Regions from separate parts of the Mus musculus genome. Here region 2 is linked to region 1. Evidence: chromatin contacts called from ENCODE POLR2A ChIA-PET data. All regions are on one chromosome and are shown on one strand. The core of a region is the stretch at or near the end of the contact, and the rest is flanking DNA. Distances in the headings are between cores, read along the strand shown. Region 1 overlaps Tgfbr3 (transforming growth factor, beta receptor III). Region 2 overlaps Tgfbr3 (transforming growth factor, beta receptor III).

Evidence for each region. ChIA-PET counts read pairs that join two places held with the same protein, here RNA polymerase II (POLR2A).
Region 2: POLR2A ChIA-PET joins it to region 1 with 25 read pairs in Patski. The contact joins two enhancer-like sites. POLR2A ChIA-PET finds 5 or more read pairs at or near these places in 3 of 5 experiments (Patski and embryonic stem cell).

Annotation. Positions count from the first base shown.
Region 1 is chr5:107,232,010-107,236,383 of GRCm38, forward strand. The region is part of intron 2 of Tgfbr3 (transforming growth factor, beta receptor III); the gene reads right to left. Among named protein-coding and RNA genes, the nearest start is that of Tgfbr3, 55 kb to the right of the region's middle. Within about 2 kb of position 2,067, at least 1 of the 3 ENCODE cell types and tissues checked has a DNase peak (open chromatin) inside an H3K27ac peak, as active enhancers do.
Region 2 is chr5:107,265,728-107,270,101 of GRCm38, forward strand. It overlaps Tgfbr3 (transforming growth factor, beta receptor III), which reads right to left. Exons shown (of 17, transcript NM_011578.4): 2 at 467-623. The coding sequence starts at 533. Among named protein-coding and RNA genes, the nearest start is that of Tgfbr3, 22 kb to the right of the region's middle. Within about 2 kb of position 2,609, at least 1 of the 3 ENCODE cell types and tissues checked has a DNase peak (open chromatin) inside an H3K27ac peak, as active enhancers do.

The DNA.
Region 1 (4,374 bases), core at 817-3,316:
AAGTCTTCCTTGATTGTTCACGGTGTTCATTGAGACAGGGTCTTTCGGTTGGGTTGCGCCCAGAGCTCTACAGCTAACCTTCTAGCCAGCTTGCCCCAGGGATCTGCTCCTGCCTCTGAGTGATGGAACAGTCCTTCTGTGGGTTCCGGGGATCACCTCTCTAGCTCTCGCCTGCAGACTCTTATCATCCTGCCCTCTCACCTGCACTGGGCATGAAGTTGGGCTGAACACACATTGCATAGTGTATTCTTTTATACCTAGACTTGTTAACATTCTTCCTGTGTAGTTAAGAAAACACACAGACAACCAAGGTGGCTGGCACACAGCTATAAGGTCAGAATCCTTTGTCCTGGATTAAATGATCATCTTCTATCTATCTATCTATCTATCTATCTATCTATCTATCTATTTATCTATCTCCCTATTATTTTTCCTTTTTGGTTGTACTGAGTATTGTACCCAGGGCCTTGTGAATGCGAGGGAAACACTCTACCACTGAGCTATCGTCCCAGCCCTAGCAGATGTTCATCTCATCACTCAGCCCACCTGAGTATTTTATGGAACCTCTTTCACCTTATGTTCTGAAAATCATTACAGAATGTGGTTCCCATTTACTGGGCTCAGATGAAACTCTTCACCGGCACAGTAAACATCAACAGTGACATGAAGTATTTAAGACCATCAGTATCCATATTCTTCATGTAAGTATGATATAAAATACTTACCCCTCCCCCAAATCAAACTGAGAGCTTGACTCTAAAATGATCATTTTTAATTGTTCTCACATAATGGATATTCTTAGTAAAACAAATGTCTTAATGTTACCACGTGTGATTTATCTAGCGCCTCAGCATCTCCTGTTTCTAAAACAGCTAGAAATATAACAGATGCTAACTGTGGTTCAGCGTCACAAGAGACTCTGGTCTAGCTAAGGATTCTCACACTCGCCACGCAGCCTCTAGTTAGCACATTGGCTTTGCAGTAAGAGCAGTCCTTTGAATTCTGCCTTGCGCTTTGGTCGCTGTCTCAGCTGAGGTGAGGTTGGAGGGAAGACACCATGACAGTCATCTCCAGCCACCTAACAGTCTGACGGTACTTTTATAAGGGCTTATTCATTTATTCATATTTTGCCCATGTTGGGGATCAAACTTGGGGGATGTGTGTGTGTGTGAATGTATGCATATATGTGTGCATGAGAAGAGAGACCAGGGGTCAAACCTGGATATTATTCCTCAGGAGCCATTCATCTTGTTTGGGGTTTTGTTGTTATTGGTTTGGTTTGCTTTGTTTCGTTTTTTGAGACAGAATGTCTCTTTGGGACCATGGGCTCACCATCGGGCTAGGCTGTCAGGCCAGTGAGCCCCAGGAATCTACCTGTGTCTGTCTCCCCAGCATGGGGACAGGGAACAAGCATGCACATCATGCCTGACTTTCCACATGGATTCTGGAAACGGAACTTGAGGACTTGTGCTTACGCAACAGCACCTGATGGATTAAAATATCTCCCCAACTGGGACCTTGCACACACGCTAGGCAAAGACTGGCATAAGCTGCATCCTCAGCTAACAACATTTTTACAACCAAGGAATACTGCTCAAAAGTCATGTGATCCATCTTCTGAGATCTGCACTTGACAAACTTTAGAGAATTACAGGCATTAATCCACAGTGACAAATGAGATTCGATGTCCTCTTCCTACCAAGGTCAGCTACAAAGAACACTCTAACCTTGGCAAAGTCAGACAAACAGGAACTCTGGGGTGGGAAGGGGAGGGGTGAGAGAGAGACAGAGAGACAGAGACAGAAAGACAGAGACACGGAGAAACAGAAAGACAGAGATAGAGAGGCAGACAGAGAGACAGAGACAGAGAGACAGAGATGGAGAGACACAGACACACAGAGAGAAACAGAGATGGAGAGACAGACACAGAGAGAGGGGCTGCAAATACTGCTTTTCTTAAGTACCCCTTTAATTTTCAGGCCGGAAAGTTCAGGAATGTCTGTTTGACCTCAGCCACCTTCCTCCTGCTGCCTCTAACGGCTCACTCTATGCAATCCCTGTGGAGACAAGCCTCCAACAGCTCTGGCCTTGCCAGGATAAATTTTGGCTCATGTCCTCCAGCAAGGCCACGAGTCCTCTGAAGGTCAAAATAAATGCGGATTATTTCCAACACGAAAGGAAGTATGTTTTCTGGAACGAGGGCCCCAGCTCAGCCATGAGGATGGTACTGATAACCAGGGGGATGTGTGCTGCCGTGAGCTTAGATCTCTCGGGCCTTTGCAGTAAATACACACTCACCAGTGGCTGCAATGAGCTTGTCGCTAATGATTTAAACTTTAAACTGTGGCATGTAAACTCGTATTCCAGCACTGTCACAGGGAAGGCTTGCTTGACACACTAGTCAAGTTTTTCTCTTTTTGTATTTGAATGAATGTGTTTCCACAAATCCTTGTTGTAGCAAATGACTTCCTTGTGCTGGGAATCCAAAAAGGGAAGATAAGAATCGTAGCAGAGAAAGAGTTTTTCAATGTCTACCTTTCATGAAGGGCTAAAATTCCTTTTATTTCCAAACGCTGAGGCATACAGCTGCCAGCCATCTGCAGGCCTGGATTACAAGCATGATACTCTCTCTCTCTCTCTCTCTCTCTCTCTCTCTCTCTCTCTCTCTCTCTGGTGCAGGAAAACAAAAGGAAATCTCAACTGTAGTTTAAGAAAATGAGTACCAGAGAAATGAAAGGCTGGCCTCAAACTTGCAGCAATCCTCCTGCCTCTTCCTCTCCATCTGCCAGGATGCCCAGTTCCTCCTTTTTCACACGTGTGTAAGTGTGCATGCACACGTATGGATGTGGATGTGAACGTGGAGGTGAGGTCAGCTGTCTTCCCTTGTGACTCTTGCTTTATATGTTGAGGCAAGGCCTTTGTCTCGAACCCAGGGCTTTCTGATTCAACTAGTCCAGCTAGCCTCCTGCTCCAAGGGTCCTGCCTCAACCTCCCAAGCACTGGGCCACCACACCCACCGGGCATCTCCCGAGGTACTAGCGATCTGAACTCGGGTTCTCACATTTGCACAGCACGTACTTTCCCACAGAGCCTTATCCTCAGCCTCTCTCTCTTTTATCCTTCACTATTGCATGTGTGTGTACATGCATAGCTGGCAATCAGGGGACACTATGGCTCCAGTGCTCCCTTTACACCTTCATGTGGGATCTGGGGCCAAACTCGGGTACCAGGCTTGCACAGAGGTCGGTTGCTTTACCTGCTGAGCCATCTTTCCAGTCACTTTCAGTCCTTTTTGCTCTACACACGCCTCGTTGTTTTCTGGTTTCATTTTGTACACAGCATGGCTGGAAGTTAGTATTTCAGATTCCCCACAGACCTGCAGTCCACTTGTGGGTTCAAGCAAACACCAGGCCTTACCAAAGCAAAGCTTCTGTCCCTCCCCCTCCACCATACCCTATACCACCATAGAGGAAGGTCCTGGGTGGCCTTGGAGGTGTGAGGTGTAGTGCTAGGCACACAGTTAGCATTTGAAGTTTCAAATCACAGCAACCAGAGGCACAGAACCAGGGCAGACACACCCAGGCTGGTAGTTTATAGCATGGGATGGTTCTGGCTTCTATTCCCAGCATGCGTCACCTACAAGCTAGTTAAACTTAAAAAACCACCATTTTCAGTGGTAACTGGGAAAGAGTTCCCAGGAAACAGGACTAAGAAGACTCTAGCAGTTGTCCGCAGATCTCCTGTTTTTCAACAGTTTTCATTTCCTCTTCCAAACCTGTCTAAAAACTGCTCTTACCAAAGGAACCGATGGCTATTTCCTGTCCTTGATGGACAGTGCCAAAGACTGGTAAGGAGGAGACACAAAGGAGGACCCCCAGTTACCCTCTCCTTCCTATGCATCTGTGTATGTCTCTGGCCCTTAACAGATACTTACAGAATGATCAGAGATACAGGGAGACAGGATCTGTGGTAGAGAAGAGAGCAAAGCCTTAACTCCCAGGGGCACATTTTCAGCCAGTCCTATTTACAACAATAACAGCGTGTGTCATCAAAAAGCTGAAAATCACCCTGTTTGGGTAAAGGTGCTGCCACTCCCTGATCACTGAATGAATGTATCTATTCAGTCTCTCTGACCCACATTCAGAAGGCAAGGTAGCTATGACCAGTGCAGGCTTCTCTCCGACTGACTTGTTATTAACATGCCTACTGGCTGACAGATGCCAGAGAGACGGTTGGCTGCACTGTCCAGAATAGCATCCTGCTGCTAGCTTGAACCACCCTAGGGAATCTGACAGCGCAGCCAGGGCACCCTTGAACAAGCCTCTTCCTCACTCCTAAGGCAACAGCGCCTGGGACTCTGACAGTGACAGGATA
Region 2 (4,374 bases), core at 1,359-3,858, 34 kb after region 1:
TCTTAAAGAATGCTTATTAATATGTCCGAAGCAGCTGAAACTAGACGCCTCCCTTCCCCAAATCTCACGATAAGGATGTTACCTCTATATCAAAAGATCTATTTATTTTATAAAAACATTCTTTTAAGAGAATAAAAAGACCCTTACAATTCTTATTTTGCTCTTAACTATGCCTGTAACAAAATTCAAATGGGGCTCTTTGTTATCTGCCTACCTCAACAGAGGTTAGCTGGGTCCCGTGTCATGACATTAGAATGTCTAGCCCCAGCTTAGTAAACTACAACACAGGAAAACATATTATGTATCAGTATGATAGTCAAATATTTTATTTACCTAAATAACATAAATATTCACATTTTACATAAGATAATATGGACTAAATATTTTTAGCCAAAGAGACTGAGGGGAGAAGGAAATAGGAATTCAAGAGAAGGTTAAGAGCCTCCCAATTGAGAAGGTGCATTACCTGCGGTGGCCAGGCAGGCGCTCATCAGGACAAACACAGGGACCATGTGGTGGGATGTCACTGCCATCTCTCCAACAGCCTTTGGTTCTTCAGCTGGATGGCAAGTGTGGCAAGTCGGGTGTAGCCTTAAGATCCTTCTCTGCAATGTTCAACTTGCCTAGAAAAATAAACAAATTTCAGTAAGAAAACAGTGTTGAAATTTCGCTAGTGAACACACATGTCATATGTAAAAAGTTAAATGGAGAATTTCTGAAAAGTATCGAAGAGAAACAATTTGTCCTGAAAAAGACCGGGGCAGCCCTCAGGCAAATTGGGGTGGACAGTGACTGTTAACAAAGACTCTTACAGAGAGTAGTTTTAAAAGTGACATGCTTATACTTCACATACTAAACATGAGGCAGGGTCTCACTATGTTTCCCAGGCTAGCCCAACATTCTTGGGTTCAAGTCCCTCCTGTTTCAACCTCCCTGAATGGCTAGCATCACAGGAATGTACCAACACACTCAAGTAGATCTTTGGTTCTGTGTGGAGTTTTTAGGACCGTGACAGACACGCCAGGCAGACACCTGTCATATCAGCAGTAACAATGTACACAGTCAGGGACACTGGACATGCAGTTCCAAGAGCCAGCAAGCAGAAATAGTTCTTAGAGACTGAGCCTCACCATGGCGAGGTTACCACTAAGATCAACTTCAATTGCACTGAGAGTCAATCTGCAGAGAGAAAAAAACAAAAAACAAACAAACAAACAAAAAACAACAAAAAACAAAAAAAGAACAGAAAGAACAAAACTCATATTTCAACTCTTCACCTCTTCACCAATATTAAAAAGGAGAAAGGGCTTTGCTGCCTCTCTGCCACATTGCAGAAAAACTCAGTCCTGGGCCATGTGATCCAGAAGCCTCTTTCTAACCATTTCTGGTTCCTGTCTAGAGCTCTGTCAAGGTTGTATTGCTGTTGCTTTACGTGTGTGTGTGTGTGTGTGTGTGTGTGTAGTGGGTCTCTGTGTGTCTGGATCTGTGTGTGTCTGGGTCTGTGTGTGAGTGTGGTTTGTTTGAGGCAAGGTCTCACTGTAGTCCTGGTAGGTCTGTACTCACTCTGTAGAACAGGCTGGCCACAAACTCACAGAGATCCACCTGCCTCTGACCCCTGAGTTCTGGAATTAAAGGTGTGGCCGTCATCTAGCTGAGATTTGTGACTGATATGTGTATCGGGGGAGGGGAGGTTGTTGCTTTGTTTGAGACAGTTGAAATATATATATGTATGTGTGAGAGAGAGAGACAGAGATGCAGAGGGAGAAAGAGAGACAGAGACAGAGAGAGGCACAGAGAGAGAGAGAGAGAGAGAGCGCGCACCCAGGTTTATAAGGTGCCACACATATAATACGCTATCAATCAAAAAATATCAGCTATTTTGATCACTACCCCATTCTCTTTGAGGTCTTCTTGCTGATAACTGAAAAGATCGGAGTGTGGTCGGTCATTCATGTAATTCTTAGCTCCTGCCCAACAAGTTTTGTGTATTGCCACAGGGAGAAAGAAGTCAAGGTCAAGGGAGAACAAAGTTACCAGCAATGCTGACAAGTTAGAAAACTTATTTGAAAGCCACGAAATTTACTTCAGCTAACCCCTGGAAGCCTCGCCTTTCTCTCACCATCAGATAAATGGAAATGTCTGTTTGCTTAAGAACTCGACAACAACACTGAGAGTTTGTCTCCCGTTTTTCCTCTTCAAAAATTAGATTTCCTAAATGGGTTAATAAGCTGGAGAGTTTGTTTCCAGGTTTTTTTCTTCAAAAATTAGATTTCCTAAACGGGTTAATAAAGAGAAATCTCCCTGAAAGAATATACCATTTCAACGAACACCAACAGAAATCTTACTAAAGCAAAGACCCATAAGGAGCACTGAGAAGATGGTTTACAGGAGGATTTTTATGGAGCAAATAACCACAGGCAGCCCAGGGCGCGCGTCACCTCTGCTCACATCTGTGCAGGGCCTGTGGGGCTGCGCTGCAATAATCCAGGAGCTTACACCAGTCCTGAAGGAACCATGGAAAGAAAGGCAAATGGCCCTATTAAAAATACGGCCTGCAAATTGCTGACAAGAATATTGGGCAATTATATAATTATTATATAATCGAGCCAAGCTAAACAGTTTGATGCCCAAAGGCAACCACAGCAAGTTCACTCCGGATCTCGAGACATCTCCGAGGAAGTGCAGGACAAGTTGAGACTCCACACAGCTGTGGTGAACAAAGAAGGAGCTTCTTTGAGCTGAAGCCCCTCTTTATGAGAACGTGTTCGAAAAGAAAGCAAACTGCGAGGGTTTTTTTTTTTTTTTTTTTGTCTAATCTCCCCAGTGTGCTGACAGAGTTCTAGGGCCTGGGAGGACAGGAAGGGAATCCCAGGGGTCCCACCTGGCTGATGTCCAGCCAAGACTACAGACCAGAGCTGTGGCATGACTCAGGAATCCAGCCCCTCAGCTGAATGCTGGGTGGAGCCAGGCCTCCATAATTGTGTACCTCTGAAATAAAACCAGAAAACACCAACTCCTCTTTCAGGTGAGGTTCTGTCATAGTCACTTAGCTGCTGACCCGCCTTGACATCATGAAATCTCTTTGGGCTCATGAGCTGTGTGAGTGCGTAAGTAGAACCACTGAGACCCTGGAACAATCTGGAGGCGACTGCAGAGTGATCTCTTTGCTCGCCACCCAAAGCTTCACAGCAGTGTGCTCCACTGCTGGGGATGGGAGCCTTTAGCACCACAAATTAGCAGAAGAAAACAGGGGGGGGGGGGCACTCACAGGTTAAAAACAAAGAAGAATGTGCCGCTTGCTAAGTCTGTTGATTTCGGAGCATGCTGTGTTTACTTCTGAGACCATTAATCAGAGCTGGCTGCTGCACATTCCTGAGAACCAGCAAAGCATTTGGGTAAATACAGGGATTAGCTGAGGAAAGCCTGCTCAACCAAATCCTTGACAGCACCACGAATCTAGACCCACGCTCCAAAGGAGCTACTTAGAAAAGCCTAGACTAAGGAAGGAATGTGTGTGTGTGTGCGTGTTTGTGTCTATCTGTGTGTGTTTGTGTGTCCGTCTGTGTGGTGTGTGTCTGTCTCTGTGTATCTGTGTGTGTGTGTGTGTGTATATTTGTGTGTGTGATGTGTGTATGTCCCTCCGTGTGTGTGTGTGTGTGTGTGTGTGTGTGTGTGTGTGTGTGGTATGTCTCTGTCCGTGTGTGGTGTGTGAGCATCTGTCAATTTGTGTGTGTGGTGTGTGTGTGTGTGTGTGTGTATCTGGTATATGTATATGTGTGTGTCTATGTATATTTGTGTGTGTATATTTATCCATCTGTGTGTGTGTGGTGTGTATGTGTTTGTCTGTGTGTATCGTTGTATATGTGTCTCTATATATAATATATTATATATATTTGTGTGTGTACATGTGTGTATGTTCCTCTGTGTGTGTGGTGTGTCTCTGTCTGTGTGTGGTATGTGTGCATCTGTCAATCTGTGTGTGTGGTGTGTGTCTGTATGTGTATCTGTGTATGTATATGTATGTGTCTATGTACATTTGTGTGGGTGTATGGGGGCATGTATGACACCATGTACATGTATGTACATGTGTGTACATGTGCATTGGGCAGCCCATGCAGATGTCAGAAAACAACTTTGTGAAGTCCTTTCTCTTCCAGCTCTGAGTCAGTTTAAGAATCTAACTCAGTCATCAGGTGTAGGCTATGCACAGCAAGCACATTTACTGTTAGACCATCTTGATGGCCCGGAAGATTTTGTTTGTTTGTTTTAATGAAGGGAAAACATTGTTTTTAGAGGGAAATGTGGCAAAATGGATGTCTGGTAGCCAGGAAGAAAAAAATGTGCTAGCTATTCTTAAGATGGCTAAGTACAGGA